Regions from separate parts of the Mus musculus genome. Here region 1 is linked to region 2. The links are chromatin loops, found by intact Hi-C in ENCODE. Cell type or tissue: heart. All regions are shown on one strand.

What was found. Hi-C counts contacts between places; a loop is a spot of excess contacts. Peaks named below come from ENCODE experiments on the same cell type or tissue, not always from the same donor. Only the 100,000 strongest peaks of a DNase experiment are listed, where the experiment ranks them.
Region 1: it touches region 2 in a loop (4-fold over the local background); 16 of 42 quality-filtered maps call a loop at or near these places.

Annotation. Positions count from the first base shown.
Region 1 is chr19:5,344,892-5,352,891 of GRCm38, reverse strand. It overlaps Cst6 (cystatin E/M), which reads left to right and starts at 3,318. Exons shown (of 3, transcript NM_028623.5): 1 at 3,318-3,797; 2 at 4,370-4,495; 3 at 4,843-8,000. The coding sequence starts at 3,558. The coding sequence ends at 4,926. In heart, CTCF peaks have their summits at 3,952 (motif pointing right) and 7,653; DNase peaks (open chromatin) are centred at 6,881 and 7,421; H3K4me3 peaks cover 856 bases; H3K27me3 peaks cover 720 bases.
Region 2 is chr19:5,291,044-5,299,043 of GRCm38, reverse strand. It overlaps Sf3b2 (splicing factor 3b, subunit 2), which reads left to right and starts at 3,589. Exons shown (of 21, transcript NM_030109.2): 1 at 3,589-3,782; 2 at 3,957-4,003; 3 at 4,668-4,745; 4 at 5,725-5,964; 5 at 7,622-7,739. The coding sequence starts at 3,650. Gal3st3 (galactose-3-O-sulfotransferase 3) reads right to left here and starts at 713. Exons shown (of 3, transcript NM_001024717.2): 1 at 544-713. In heart, a CTCF peak has its summit at 3,440 (motif pointing right); a DNase peak (open chromatin) is centred at 3,543; H3K4me3 peaks cover 3,918 bases; H3K27ac peaks cover 3,687 bases.

The sequences.
Region 1 (8,000 bases), 54 kb before region 2:
AGCTTATTCTTGGCCCAAGACCTTTGCAGGATGGAGCAGCACACCTGTAAATGTCATTTCTCCACGAAGTGGGCCTTATATCCCTGTGGAACAGACTGGGGTTAATACCCTAGGACATTGGTGGCATGTGGAAGCTACTCCAGGTGCCACTACTGACCCTTTCTTTCCCTTTGGTCTCATTTCTTGGAAGGAAGAGATGATGGCCACTGCTCTGCAGAGCCACCATGAGAGTGAAATATGTCAGGCCCTGGGACAAAGTATGGCAAGACGCTGGAATTTTCAATTACCGTTCTAGGCCCTTCTTTCTCTCCAAGACTCCAGTTTAGCCAAATGGCCTCAGATTAACTCCCTGAATGATACATTTGTAAAAGAGCCCACCTACCTTGGTGCTCGAGAAGTGATCAGTGTGCTGAAAGGCCCTTGGGCATTGCTAGATTGCATGTTAGGGACTTGTTGGCTTCATTGGCAGTGGACAAGAGGGCAGGGCTCAGTAACCCAGGAACTCATCTACTCTCCATCAGTGTGTGTAGAGGCCAGAACTCAGTAAGTGCCCTTTTCACTTGCGTTCCACCTTATTTTCTGAGACGGGGTCTCTCACTGAATCAGGAGCTCATTAGCTCAGCCAGCCTGGTTGGCCAGAGCTCCTGGAACCAGCCTGTTTTCTGTGTGGGTGCGGAGGATCTGAACTGAGATCCACACGCTGTGTGGCGGGCGCTTTACTACTCAAGCCTTCGCTCAGCCCCTCCAACTGAGGGATTCCTGAGGGAGCTGTAGGAGGTACACGTGGCTGTAACTGAATCCCATGACAGGTGAGCTCAGAGCTGGGGAGGCTTCCTGGCCCCTTGGTTTTGCTTCACTCCCGAGTCCCTTGTGAGCTGTCTTGTTTCTTGTTCTACCCCCTTCCCAGGGTCCCCAACTCAGGGTTTCCAACTCAGGGACCCTGCCTGGTTTAGATCAAGATTGGTGTAGTTATCTTCTAAATTGGTGTCTATGGGCCTGCACCAAACTTGTGGTCTTAAGGTAGTAGTTCTTTGTCTTTGTTTTGGGGGGGGGGAGGGGAGGCTGAGGGGACAACAAAGTCTCATAAGACTCACTATGTATCCTTGGTCTGGGACTCACTATGAACACCAGGCTAGTCTTGAACTCACAGAGCTCTGCCTGCCTCTGCTGCCGAGTGCTGGAATCACAGGTGGGATCCCCTGGGCCTGGCAGTTTGTCTTTCATAGCTGGGCTGTTGGGTGGAGCAAGCTCGTAGCTGGATGGGGAGCGATCACACTCGGGGTCCAGAATCAGTGCGTCACGAGCCTGGCATGCTCAAAGGTCTAGAACTGGAGGAAGAATGTTCCCGGTGCCTGCCTGTAATAGTCACCACAGCGGAGCAATGGCTTCTCAAGTTCTAATCGTCTGCTAGGTGCTGAAAGCAGCCTCTTCTTTCAAGTTCCATTTAGGACCCTCAGGGAGGGCCCGTGAGATGGCCCTCAGTGGTAAAGACGCGTGCTGCCAAGGCTGAAGACCTGGGTTCAAACTTCAGAACCCCCTGGTGGAAAGAGAAAACCAGTTCTGGGAAACTGCGTGTGCACGCTATGGCACGCACACCTCTCTCACCTTCTGCGTGTGCACGCTATGGCACGCACACACACGCACCTCTCCCATGCTGAGGCATGAACATTTCTCTTAAAAAAAAGTAATAAAAAATAGATAAGTAAAGTGGGGAAAAAAAAAAGAAAAGAGGGAAAGTGGCTTTGAGCTAGTCAGAAAACATGAAATAAGATGCCCGGGGAAGGAAACTTTGCCAGGGCAGCCCACGTGCAGCTGCCATGGGGTGGCTGATCTGCTCCTACCCCACTGGATGTCCAGTGTCCTTAGGGATGAGAGTGTGGAACTGTCATTGTCAGTCAGAAGAACAGCTTTAGGAAAAAAGACTTGTCATCCTATTTCCCGTAGGACACCCAGGCCCTGAGTGACTATCCAAAGCCTCCCAGTTAGAAAGATGGCACCTGGCGTGACTCACCCCTCTTCGGAGGCAAGTCTTTCTTTTCAAACTCAGCCTGAGCTAAGAACATAGACAAGAACTTGACCTGGTAGCACAGGCTTGTAATCCCTGCCAGGAGGCTGAAGCTGGGAAGCCACAGACTCAAGGCCTGCAGTCTACAGAGCAAGGGCTTCACGGTCAGCCTGGGTGATCAACAAGTCCCTATCTAGAGATAAGGAGTAAAACGAGGGCTGCATGCCGGGCATGGTGGCGCATGCCTTTAATCCCAGCACTTGGGAGGCAGAGGCAGGCAGATCTCTGAGTACGAGGCCAGCCTGGTCTACATACAGAGTGAGTTCCAGGACAGCCAGGGATACATAGAGAAACCCTGTCTTGAAAACAAAACAAACAAACAAACAAACAAACAAAAAAAACGAGGGCTGCAGGTGAAGTGTTTGCCCAGCATGCATAAGACCCTAGGTTCAAGCCCAGCAAAATGAAATGAGGCTAGGGATATTAGTTGGTAGAGTGCTTGTCTCTAGCACACATGAAGCCCTGCATTCTGTTCTCAGCACCAAATAAAATATGATGGTAATGCTAGCACTTGGAAGGGAGAAGCAGGGAGATCAGGAGTTCAAAGTCATCCTGAGCTATGAAATTCAAGGTCAGCCAGGGACACACAAGATCTTATTTTATAGCACACACACACACACACACACACACGACTTAGGCTCTTCAGTATACTTACTTACTAGGGACCAGTTGAAATCGTTGCACATATTACTTCTCCCTTCTGTGCCATGGCGTCCCACCTCTGCAAAGTGAAAGGGTCAGCCAACCGGGTCCACCATGGCTGTGAGGGACAGTAGTGCCGGCTTGAGTAGTAAGGACTCCTACCCACCCACCGTTTGTTTGCATGGCACCCGGCCTCTCTTAGGCTCTTTACCTGTGTCAGTTCATCGATCCTTATAGCATTTATTTTTCAGAAGAAGAAATGCAGGCTGGGAGTTATAATTTCTCTAAAAATGGCACGATAAGAAAATGGTGGCAATGCCGGATGATAGTGGTGCACACCTTTAATCCCAGCACTCGGGAGGCAGAGGCAGGTGATTTCTGAGTTCGAGACCAGTCTGGTCTACAAAGTGAGTTCCAGGACAGCCAGAGCTACACAGAGAAACCCTGTCTCGAAACAAACAAACAAACAAGAAAGAAAGAGAGAGAGAAAGAAAGAAAGAAAGAAAGAAAGAAAGAAAGAGAAAAGGAAATGATAAAATGATAGCAGTAAGAATGTAACCATATAATTGCTTTTGGCAACTCAAACGTCAGGGCCCTGGTATGAACTGTTCTCTCCCTCCTGGGAGATAGGAATGATAGGCCAGCATCTCTACACGTAGAGGTTCTGGGACCTGTGTGCCATCTCTGGTTCTTACACTGCGTAGGTAGGGGAGGTGCACCCGCCTCCAGGCACCTGCAAGCTGGTCCAGGCTTGCTAAGGAAACAAGCAGGCGTTGGGCGGGGCCGGGAGGGGCCCGCGAAGGCTGTAAAAGCCGCGCAGGATGGAAGTCCAGACACTGAATCCGCGGCTATGGAGCGTCCTCACTTCCCGCTGGCGATGGGCCTTGGCCTGCTCGCATTCTGCCTCCTGACCCTGTCACCTGACGCCCGCGCCGAGCTGCGGAGCCGCAGGACCGGAGAACGCCAGAACTTGTCACCCACCGACCCGCGGGTGCAAAAGGCCGCACAGGCAGCTGTGGCCAGCTACAATATGGGCAGCGACAGCCTCTACTACTTCCGAGACACCAAAGTCATCGATGCAAAATATCAGGTGCGGTGGCTGGGACAGAGGTTGTGGGACAGGTTATGGAACAGAGTGGCTGTGGAGAGGGACAATTTGGAGAGGGACAGGGACAGGGGGACCGAGGACAGGTGACAGGAGACAGGAGATAAACAGAGAGCTGCTTAGCTTGCTACCAAACACAAGGGGGCACTAAAACCAACCATAACCCCCAGACCTTTCTATGAAATACTTCAAAACAAAACAGATTAGTAAAGTCCTCTGGAAGCAGCGCTATCTAACTATCAAAGAAATGCAGGATGCAGCCTCCTTTGGCATAACTAACCTCACTTCCCCAACCTGCCAGGTGGAGTGGAAGGGCCCAGTGTAGGTGCCACATACCATTCACCTTTACAGTCTAGCCGCAGACAGGAGCTCTCCAGCTTCTTGCCCAGCCTAGGGCTCTGCTCACACACAGAAGTTCCTGCCTCCACTCCAGGTCTGAATATGTAGGTCAGAGGGTTGCATTTGCCTGGGAGAGTGGAGACTCTTAGAGGGAGGGAAAGCATAGACACACAGGTTGGACTCCCAGGCATCTCTCACCTGCCCTGTTTGGTTCCCAGCTGGTGGCTGGCATCAAGTACTACCTGACTTTGGACATAGAAAGCACAGAGTGCCGAAAGACCAGAGTCTCTGGAGAACACATGGACCTCACCACCTGCCCTCTGGCTGCAGGGGGGCAGCAGGAGGTAACAGCACCGACCCCATCCCAACCCCATGCAGGGTCTGAGGCCCTTAGCTTGTCTATCCTGACCAGTCTATCTGGTCAGGCAGAAGCCTGGCTCCACCTGTTCGCTTTGGCTCTTGTATGACTCAGGCCAGGGTGGAGTGCAGAAGAGAGACTGGGGATTCCTCGTGGGGTAGGAGTTGCCTGAGATAAACCTGGGAGCATCTCCTGCCTTCTGATTCCATGTTTTGGGACCACTCATGGTCTGTCCCCGGCTCCAGAGAGACGTGGCCGTCAGGGGGGCTGACTTCTGGGAGGAGGAGGTTGCTGCCAACCTCACCCTCCTTGTCCTCTGTGCTTCCCTCTCAGAAACTGCGTTGCAACTTTGAGCTCCTTGAAGTCCCCTGGAAGAACACTACTCAGCTTCTAAAGCATGACTGCGTGCAGGTGTGACCGGCCCCAGGGTGACAGAGTCAGGGCCCCATGGGAACAAGCATGGTGGAGGCGCCTCAGGGCCACGGGCCACGTCTGTTGCAATAAATCTGCAGCTCTGCTTCTTGCACTGCTTTCTCCTGTGTGTTTCACTCACCCTGACCCTCACTCTGCTCCCAGTGACTCTCAGAACCCCACAGCTGACTGGGCACCATGTCCTTACCCTCCAGGGGAGCCCCTACTGATCCCTCTGAGGCAGTACTGAGGGTAGGGTCCTCAGAGGAAGCCCCTCTTCCAGACATTTTCAGTGGTCTCAGAGGAGGAAAGAAAGACACAGAAGATGGATACCGGAGACTAGCTACAGTAGGGATGTCTGTGTGAGCCAGTCCAGCCTCTCTCCCAGGGTTCATGCTGGGACTCCGAGGAGGAGGGTGTCAAAACCTGGGGTCAGGAGGGTCGCAAAGCCTGATGGCTCAGACCAGTGAGTTTTTTAGTGACACAGCTCTTGTTATTGCCCTCAAATGGTGAAGCAGCAAAGAGCACCAGCCAGCGGCTTACAGGGCCCTCATGAGACCTTGCTTGCTTTTAGCAAGGTACATTCTGCGACAGCAGCAAAGCCTTTCATATCTCGGTAGCTGGAATGTTTTTCTTTTTTTCTGAGGAAGGGTTTCTCTGCATAGCCCTAGCTGTCTTAGCACTCACTCTGTAGACCAGGCTGGCCTCAAACTGAGAGGTCCACCTGCCTCCGCCTCCCAAGTGCTGGGATCACAGGCACGCACCATTCCAACTCAGCATGTCTGGAACATTTGACCACATATATATTGGGGGAATGTCAAGTTCTCAGACTACAGCCCTCTAAGGCCCCGACACCAGGCCTTATGGGCATGACTGTGGCTACATGAGGGACCTCCAAGCAGTCTCCAATCCAGTCCAGTCCCCTCATCAGCTAGCTTGTGAAGGGAAGCCCCTATCCTGCTGAACTCTCAGTACCAAACAGTTGTGTAAGATGGCTGCTCAACTCCATGGGCCCTACAGGACTGGGTTTCCAGCTCACAAAGATTCTCGTATGTACTGGCAGCTGGAGGTGACTTTCTCTCCTGAGTTCCTTAGGCCAGAGGTCATGAAGCCAGTACACACCCCTCACATCCTTCCCAGGGGTACTTTCTCAGAGTTTTGCTCTGGGAAAGATTCCTAAATGATCCTGAGCCATGGAGTTCCAGAGGGGACAAGAACTGCTATCCAGGAGGGATCACTCTCACAGGAGGGACAGGGACCAGACAATGTCATGTTGGACTGAAGGAAGCAGGTGTTAGATTCTTTGTAAATTTCTTTGTAGTTGTAATTCTTGTTATACACATGGTCAAACAGTTAGGGGAGGCAGTCCCAGGACCCATTCAGGTGCCTGTGGACATGTCCTGAAGATGCTAGCAACACAGCCTAGAGACAGAAGCAGAGGCACCAGGCAGAATGCACACACATTGGAGAAGCATTAAGTAACCCAGAGATGAGTATACAGCACCCCTCCCTCCAAGCCAGCATTTACATCACATCCAGAAGTCTTGTTCAGATACACCAACATGCATCTAACCTGGGGACAGGCCATAGTCACCAGTTGCTTTGAAGGTGCTAGGCTCAAGCTGGCATCACTGGGGTAGCAGGGAGGGTAACCAGACAGCCACTCTTCACTATCTCACACTTCCTTCCTAAGAAAGGTCTCACACCTAACTTGTTCCTGTCTGACTCTCCCACCCCACTTCTGTGACCTCATGAACACCAGGGCAGCTGGGGTTCCATCTACTGCCTTCAAAGGCCACGTCATGGAGGAAATGGAGGCCGAGTGTCACCTGGGAAACCTGACACACCGAGGGACTGGATTTGATATTGAGAGGGGACTCGCAGCCCTGCTTCTACTGGAACCTGATACCCATGACAGTGCAGTTTGTGCTATGCAGTCACTGCTTGGAAGGTTTCCCAAGTTCCATCAACTAGAAGATACCAAGCATGGAGCCAGTATAGGGCAGGTGACAGGAAATACTTGTTGAATGAATGTGTGAGGGCTAGGGGAGGCAAGAGTCAGGACATCTGTCTCTAGTGGCTTCTCCACCCCTGGAATCAGTGCCCAAATCCCAGATGGTATTTCCTCTGCTTTATGTATTCCTGGGCATGACTAAGCAAGGGTTAGTGAGAGGAGCCTCCACCAAGCGATGCTCTGTCTTAAGTTTCTGGAGAAAGAACTGCTGCCTGGAACAAACCAATGGTGTGTGTGGGTGTTGGTCAAACCACCAGTCTCCAACCTCCACAACCCTCTAGATTGGCCTCTACTAAGAGCAATATGGTTAGAAATGATGGAAGATGGCTGACCCTTGATGGGGAGCCCCTGAGCCAGAACTGAGTTTCACCTCGACTCAATGCTCAGTATAGACAAGAGTCCCATTGTGTCCCACTGTGGACACAGGCTCTGGACATCCTGCCTGGGCTCCGATGAGTCAGACCCTTGGGACTCATCTGAGCCTTAAAGCAGCTGGGCAGAAGTAGCCATTCATTGTCTTTGGCCCTCTCCCAAAAGCAACTGGTCCTTGTCACATGGCCCTGTCTCCATCCACTAGAAGGATAAGAGGCCTTCTCTAGGCCTCCACTAAGGTTGTGCGGCTCACTTCAGTGGGGAAGGTGATGTCAGTGACCTTTAATTTACAGGGGTTTAAAGAATTTTATTTTAATTTAAATGTTTTTGTCTCTGTGTGTGGATTGTACATGTGAGTGCAGTGCCCACGGAGACCAGCGGGTCCTTTAGATCTGAGTTACAGGTGGCTGTAAGCAGTCTGATGTGGGTACTGGGAACTGCACTTGACTCCTTCTGAAGAGCAGGAAGTGATCTTGCCCTCTAAGGTCCAAGCCATCTCCACAGCTCTTCTAGCTCTCTTTTAAACCTCTGGTTCCTTTAAATTATTTGTTTATTTTTGTTTTTTCAAGACAGGGTGTCTGTGTGTAGCTCTGGCTGTTGTGGAACTCATTTTGTAGACCAGACCTCAAACTCAGAGATCCATTTGCCTCTGCCTCCCAAATGCTTGGGTTAAAGGTATGTGCCAATGTACCTG
Region 2 (8,000 bases):
GAGCTACGGGACTGATACTGATGCTCTTGGAGGAGTGGATCCCGGGCCTGACCACTGAGACTTGTCCTCTCAGTGATGTGGAGACTTAAGCTGTCTTGGGGCATGGCATATCTCAGGTCACGCAAGTCCCCAAACAGAAAAGGGCAGAGAGGGTGGGAAGCACAATAGAGCCTAGGAGATCGAATATCTTTCCATCCCTTCTGCTCCCTGCACAAGGTTTCCCGAGTCTCCTCTCTCTGTCATCCCACCCCCTACACGCTTTCATCCCTGCCTCTTAATTCTCTTCATTCTCCTTTCTCCATTACTACCCACTCCCACCCCCACCGCGCCCCACATTCCCACAATTTCATCCAGAGATCTGGTCACTATAAGCAATTGGCCAGATTCAACCCCTTGCCAGCTTCCTGAGGGTCCGGAGCCACCCCCTCAAGCTCTCTTGGCACAAGGCCCCGAAGATACTCTTCTGCAACTGCCCAGGCCCCCATCCTCTTTGCAGTGCACCCTTGTTCCCTCCAGCCCCGGGCTGGCTACTGCAGTACTCACGCAGGCAGGCTCTGTCTCCGACTTGGGTCAGGGCTACCCTCCGCTCCCCCTGTGCCCCTTGTCCTGAAATCTGCCGGGTCTTAGGGCAACGGGGGCTCTGAACGCAGAATGCCGATAGCTTGCTTTGCTGCGCCTGGATGGGATCAGGTGGCAGCGTCTGAGTCTGTCCGCTCAGCTCAGCTCAGCTCAGCTATACCCGCCGCCCGTCCCCCATCTCACACCGGGGGCGGGGCGGGGGCGGGGGCCTGGCGGCTCAGAGGAGGGGGAAAAGAAAAAGCAGCAAGAGGAGGGGGACTGCGTAGCTTGCCTGCTGCTGGTGAGCGTTCTCCTGTTGGTATTGGCATCTTTAGATACAGGTATCTTTCCCTTGCAATCTTGTAGAAAGAGCTCAACACCATTGTCCATCAGAAGCGAAAACCGAGGCATGGCTGGGTCCTGTCGGTCACTGGCGCTTCTTGTGGTTGGCTTAGAGGTTCAGGTGCACAAGGAGTCTCCTATATTCCCTCTCTCTCTTCCCCCGTACTTCCCACCTCTACTCGCCTGTCTGGCCCCTTCCCTTCCAGTTTGCCCTCCAGCTCTCCTGAGGCAGAACCTAGAAGTTTACCCAGGCCTGGTCAGGACTCCAGCGTTCTCAGTTCTGACCAGAGCTGCTGTTGATCTGGGGTCTCTGCCAAGGCACCTTGCACTCGGAGTCAGAAACTCCAGTTCATTTCTGGTTTCTGCTTTTATTCCATCTTGGAGTCAAGAGGCAACAGGAGTCAAGAGTCCTGCCACTTCTCAGCACTGAAATGGGCACCTGTTTCCTTGTAGCAGCTCTAATTGAAAGAGCTCCTGGTGGGTGTCTAATAGTGGCACCCCCTACAGCCACATTAGATGCCATGAGACCACAGTTGATTCTAGGGATGGCATGGATGTTGTCTCCTTTATTCTGGGCAAGGAAAGGATCTTCAGGTAGGTTAACCACCCAACTCTGGTACTTTAACAGGGCTGCACTGGTCCCTTCTGGTCTCACACAGCCAATAAGTGGGCATTATGTAAGGATCCTGACTTCAGAGGCAGGGGCACACGGGCATGTCAGCTTCTGTTTTCTTTCAGTCTTTCTCTTTGCAGAGTTTGGTATCCTATCTGCATCCCAGGGCAATCATGAAAAAAAAAAATCATCCTGTTTGGTATGTCCTTTTCTGGCCCTAGTTATATTACCGACCCATCTGCTCTTTTATCTTGCCTTAGAGACCCTGCCCTTCTCCTCCTCCTCTTCCTCCCCCTGGACTCCTCTGGAGTCCTGCCTGAGCATACTGGGGCCTCCAGCCTCAGGTGACCTGTCCGGGGCTCTCTGATTACAGGGAGCAGAGACTTCCTTTGGGTTAAAAATGGTTGTCTGAGTAAGCTGGCAAGCACAAGGAAAAGCCACCGCCGCTCATTCTTTAGTTCTGTCCTTTCCGGCTTTGGTTCCGTCTGCAATCCCAGTGTAGGGTAGTGATGAGAACCCAATGGGGAAGAGTCACCATTTGGGTATAGGTGAAGGGAACAAGAACCGCTTTTACCAGCTGTACTCTATCTGTCTGTCTCAGACCCCACCTTTCCTGCATCCTGCTCACCCCTCCTTTCCAATTACTCCTCCCTTGAGGACAGCTGGTGAAACGGAGGTGGCTAGGAAAAGATCTGAAGCGCGTGGGTGGGAAATGAGACCATTTGTGTTCCTCTCCTTTATTCATCACACACAAACCAAACAGGCTGTCATTGAGAGCGGCAGAACTAGGAGAGGGAAGGAGATAAAATAAATTGGTGGATGTTGGGCAGGCAAGGGTCATGGTGTCTTGCCCCAAGAAAGGTCCTGAGGTTTTTTTGTTTTTCCTACAAGAATATAAAGTCCCCAGGTTAGATACCCCCACCTCCCAACTCATTTATTAGCTGCCTCCTGGATGCTAAATACTTCAAGATAGAAGAAGATCAAGTTCCAGATCCTGTTTGGGGGAATGGAGGTGGGAATAAAGGACAGGAAAGACTTAAAAATGAAACAAAGACAATGGATTAGCTGGCAGCAGTAAGCCCAGTTTTCAAGAAGCAGAGGCAGGAGGATTGCCAAGAGCTAGAGGTTGGCTTGGGCTCGATTTTGTCCCAAGACAGTCTGAACTACATGACTCTTGATCTTCCACTCCATGAAATCGGGTGTGATAGTATATATCTGTAGCCTGCAAAGGATCAGAAGTTCTAGGGTAGCCTGGGCCACATATGGACACATTTGTCTTAAACAACAAAAACCTTGGGGCTTGAGAATTGGTGTTAAGAGCACTGTTGCTTTTGCAGAGGACCTGGGTTCGATTCACAAAAGTGTAACTCCAGTTCCAGATCTGACACTTCTGGCTTCTACAGATACCAGGCATGCAAGCGGTACATATACATATAATAAAACACCTGAAAGGTGGAAAATGTATTAATGAACATTCCTCGAAAGGGGGAAGGAAGCATTTGACAGAGAATACATTTATTTAAGACTTTTTCGAAGGTGCAAAAGGGGATTTTATTTTAGCAGTGCCCTTCCCCCAGGTCAGCAGCTGGAACTCAGCTTGGCGGTCCGTTCCTCCACCGGCTCCGATCCCCTTTCAGCCCATTCAAGCACGCCTGGGCGGGAGTGAGCAGACAAACACTGTTTTATCAGAGCCATCGGCACCAACCTCCCATTCGGGCGCCGGAAAGGAATCTCTATGAGCTCCTAGGAGAAATAAGCACCCAGGTCTCTCATCATTGAAGGGTGTCGGGACAGAAGACTTAGTATGTGTTTGGCCAGGAGAGAAGAAGAATGCATCTGCTCTGGGTAGAGTAAGCTCTTGCAGCCAGGCAGCGGATGTATTACTACTGCTGCATACCGGATGTCATAGCGAGCGTTCGTCCTCTAGATGGCGCATCCGCAAACTACAACTCCCAGAAGGCTCTGCAACCTCCGTTGGCGGCGATTCCTATTCCCCGGTAAGGGAAAGGGCGTGTGTTTGGACCAAGTTCTCTCCAATCACCGCGGGACGTGGATTACGCAACCGGAAGTTTCTGGAAGTAGGCCCGGCGGCTGACCCGAGCTTCCGTGTTGGTCTCGCGCCTTCTTGTGGCTAAGATGGCGGCGGAGCATCCCGAACCTCCCAAAGGAGAGTTGCAGTTGCCACCGCCTCCACCTCCAGGCCACTATGGAGCCTGGGCTGCGCAGGAGCTTCAGGCCAGATTGGCAGAGATAGGAGCGCCGATCCAGGGTGAGGCGCAGAGGCGGTCGAGAGGGGCCCTGCGTGGGCTTGTGGCGAAGTGGAGCTTGGTTACCCAGGAGACCCACGGGGCGGGGGGCGGAGACAGGCCTGTGGGACCTGACCTCGCCAAATTGGCCTGCTCGAGGTGATGCTGACCCCCTGATTCTGTGCTTCGTCCTATAGGGAGTCGCGAGGAGTTAGTAGAGCGGCTGCAGACCTACACCCGTCAGGTGAGTGTTGTCAGTGCAGGCTAGGTCTCACTTTTCCTGGAGGCCTTTAAGACTACTCACGGATGGATCTTCGTTTCTCTTCTCTTCTCTTCTCTTCTCTTCTCTTCTCTTCTCTTCTTTCTTTTTTCTTTTTCTTTTCTTTTTTTTTTTTTTTTTGGTTTTTTTTTTTTTTTTTGAGACAGGGTTTCTCTGTATAGCCCTGGCTGTCCTGGACTCACTCTGTAGACCAGGCTGGCCTGGAACTCAGAAATTCGCCTGCCTCTCCCAAATGCTGGGATTAAAGGCGTGCGCCACCACTCCGCGGCTGGATCTTCGTTTCATATACTTTTTTTGTTTGTTCTTTCGCGATAGGGTTTCTCAGTGTAGCCCTGGCTGGCCTCAAACTTAAGAGATCCTAATGCGTTTGCCTTCCGAGTGCTCCAGCACACCGGGCTAGGTCTTTTTTGTGTACTTCAACGCAGCAAGCCGGCTCTTGACCATTTTGTCAGTTCTTGGTTTTGCTTTATTGTAATTACTTCTACTCCTGTTGCTTTTCTCAGGTTCCAGCCCCAGTCTCTGTCAAGTGGGCACTGGGTACATTTTGTTAAGTAAATAAATGGAAGAGGAGGTTATGTAATGGAATACGTCCTTGTAGTCTGACCTAGAGCTCTCTTTTTTCTTGTAGACGGGCATTGTCCTGAATCGACCAGTTTTGAGAGGAGAAGATGGGGACAAAGCGGCTCCTCCTCCTATGTCAGCACAGGTAAGAGATTGCTTCGAGGATCTTTTCTGCTCAGGATAGCCATGTGTTGAGCTAGCAGATGGGACCGTAAGTTAAGGGTGAGGTCTAAGGAGACAAAATTGTGACCTCTTCACTTCTGATTTAGTGCTGCTACTGTTTTAATCCCCAATGTCTACTCCTCCAAATTTGACTTATCACTCAAGATTCCACTAGAATATCTGGAAATGTTCCTTGATCCTTTCTCAGCTGGAAGTGGTCATGCTTTCTCCTGCCAGGTATAGCTCCCAAAGTTATTGAAACGGTAAAGGATAATGCCCTGACTTGAATAATATACTCCCTGCATCTAGTACAACGTAGATATCCTATGCCTTGGAATGTTGGTTATTACTTTTTTTTTAACTTATTTTTATGTATATAAGTGTTTTGTCTGAATTTGTATTTTGTCCAAGTTTCTACCTGTGCGTCACGTGCATGCAGTGTTTTAGGAGGCCATTGAAGGGCGTTGGGTCATTCTGGGGCTGGAGTTACAGAACTGTGAGCTTCCATCGGGGTGCTGGGAATTGAGCCCTGATATTATAGAAGAGCAGCTCTTAACTGCTTGGCCATCTATCCAGCCCTAGTTCCTATTTCTTTAAGTCCTTTCTGATTCTAGTATTTGTTTCTCTTCCTCTAAAGTTGTGGCTTTGACCTGGAGTTTATTGGTGTGTTTGTGTATGTGTGTTTTGTGAAGTTCCTGTATGGATTTTAGAGGTGTCCTTGTACCTCCTTAAATTGAATGCAAAATGTAATATGAATGTTCCTCATATTTTTTCAGAGAAGCTAATAGCTTTGATCAGTGTGCTAAAGTTAGCATCTTTTGATTCTTTTATGGTGTATTTTCTTGAATCCTACGTCATTAGACTTCAAATTCTAGTATCTGGCTCTTTTGCTAGGTCTCTAGCAAATGCTTATAAATTGAATAAATGCTTTCTAATTCATAGCTGTATTTTTTTCCCCATAGCTGTCTGGGATTCCTATGCCACCACCACCTATGGGACTTCCCCCTCTACAGCCTCCTCCACCACCTCCACCACCTCCACCAGGCCTTGGCCTTGGCTTTCCTATGGCTCACCCACCAAATCTGGGGCCCCCACCACCTCTTCGAGTGGGTGAGCCTGTGGCGCTGTCAGAAGAAGAACGGCTGAAGCTGGCACAGCAGCAGGCAGCTTTGCTGATGCAGCAAGAGGAGCGTGCCAAGCAGGTAGGACAGGTGGAAACCTGTACCTGGGACACATTAGGTCCCTGACGGGGAAATGGAGCCTGAGAAAGCTAGACCCTGAGGCCAAGCCTTTTAGGAAGGTCTTGGTTGAAGACTAGAACGTAGGTATAGTTAGACTCCCAGGAAGCCAGTATTTTGGCAGATTGGCCTGGGCCCTATTGCTGCTAGTGTGAGATTCACTGAAGCAACATGAACTCTTGGGGTACTGGAAGACGGTGATGTTTTTCTCTCTGACTTGACATCTTGCTCTATCCAGAGGATGCCATTTAACATTATTTAATGTCCAAACCAAGATGCTTCATTCAAATTTGCCTTGGAGGCTACCTGATAACCAAATAGGTTCTAGTGCTTCCATCTTTTCTGTAGTCCAGGAGTTAGCACACTATGTGTGCCCTGCTTGTGGATGGCCTATAAACTAAAAATGATTTTTTTTTCAAACTTTGGAGGGTTGTCATTAAAAAAGAAAGAAAACCAAACATTTTAAACCAAGTATATTGTAGAATTCCTATGATAGTAACACATGTAATTTTACTCTTTATCCATTATAGAAAATACTTTGCTGCTAGTTTTTTTTTTTTGTTTGTTTTGTTTTGTTTTGTTTTGTTTTAAAGATGTGTTCATTTATTTTATGTGAAGAAGAGGGCATCAGATCCCATTAAGGATAGCCATGAGCCACCATGTGGTTGCTGGGAATTGAACTCAGGACCTCTGGAAGAGCAGTCAGTGCTCTTACCTGCTGAGCCATCTCTCCAGCCCTTTGCGGCTAGTTTTATGTGTGTTATTTAGGTGGCTTGTGGAGAATGCTGGCATACCATTTGAGTTGAATTTAAACTATGATGGTACAGATTGAGGAATGCTGTAGGGGTGTCCTTCCCCGCATCAGCTTTACCCAGTGGGTGACTCAAGAATATTAGAAAGTAAGCATTAGCCGCTGGCTGGTGGTGGCGCACGCCTTTCATCCCAGCACTTGGGAGGCAGAGGCAGGCAGATCTCTGTAATTTCAAGGCCAGCCTGTTCTACAGAGCAAGTTCTAGGACAGCCAGGACTACACAGAGAAACCCTGTCTGACACAACCAAAAGAAAGGAAAGGGGAAAGGGGAAAAAAAGGGAAAAAAGGGGAAAAAAGGGAAAAAGGGAAAAAAAGGGAGAAAAGGGGAAAAGGGAAAGGGAAAGGAAAGGGAAAGGGAAAGGGGAAAGGAAAGGAAAGGAAAGGAAAGGAAAGGAAAGGGAACATCAAACACAACATGGAAACATAGAGGAAGTGCTGGAAACATAGAGGAAGTGCTGGAAACATAGAGGAAGTGCTGGAAACAGAGGAAGTGCTGGAAACATAGAGGAAGTGCTGGAAACATAGAGGAAGCTCTAAGAAAATGTCTCATGGTTCTTTCTAATGGTTTCATTTTTGTGTATTAAAACTCATTGAAAAGTAGAAATCTCTTCCAGAAACCAGAAACTTCCTAGGCTTTTTCATATTTGTTTTTAGGAACTTTCCATCATGATAAGTTTCTAGTTAACATGCAAACAGGTGTGGGGAAGATGACCACCTCAGTGTCCCTGTTATTCTCCTTCGAAGGAACCCATTTGTCAGGGCTATGCGCCAAATTCTTTTCCAAGCTGAGTCCGCACTTCTTTCTTGTAGGCAGCTGTGTTAATGGAGCAGGAACGGCAGCAGGAGATCGCCAAGATGGGCACTGCAGTCCCTCGGCCGCCTCAGGATATGGGGCAGCTGGGTGTCCGTACTCCTCTGGGGCCTCGCGGTAAGACCCTGGAGTGGAAGGGCAGAGCAAAGAAGTTGTTCTTAAAACGTTTCCTTTATCTCTGTGTGGTGGCACGTGCCTGTAATTCTGCTGCCAAAGCAGCGGCAGAAGGGAAAAGGTGGTCCTAGAATTTATAGTAAATTCAAAGATGTCTGGGCCACTTAAACCTTTTCTTAATTGTTGTTTGCTTTTGTTTTTTCTGTTTTTTCTTTTTTTAAAGATTGATTTATGTGAGTATACTTTAGCTGTCTTCAGACACAG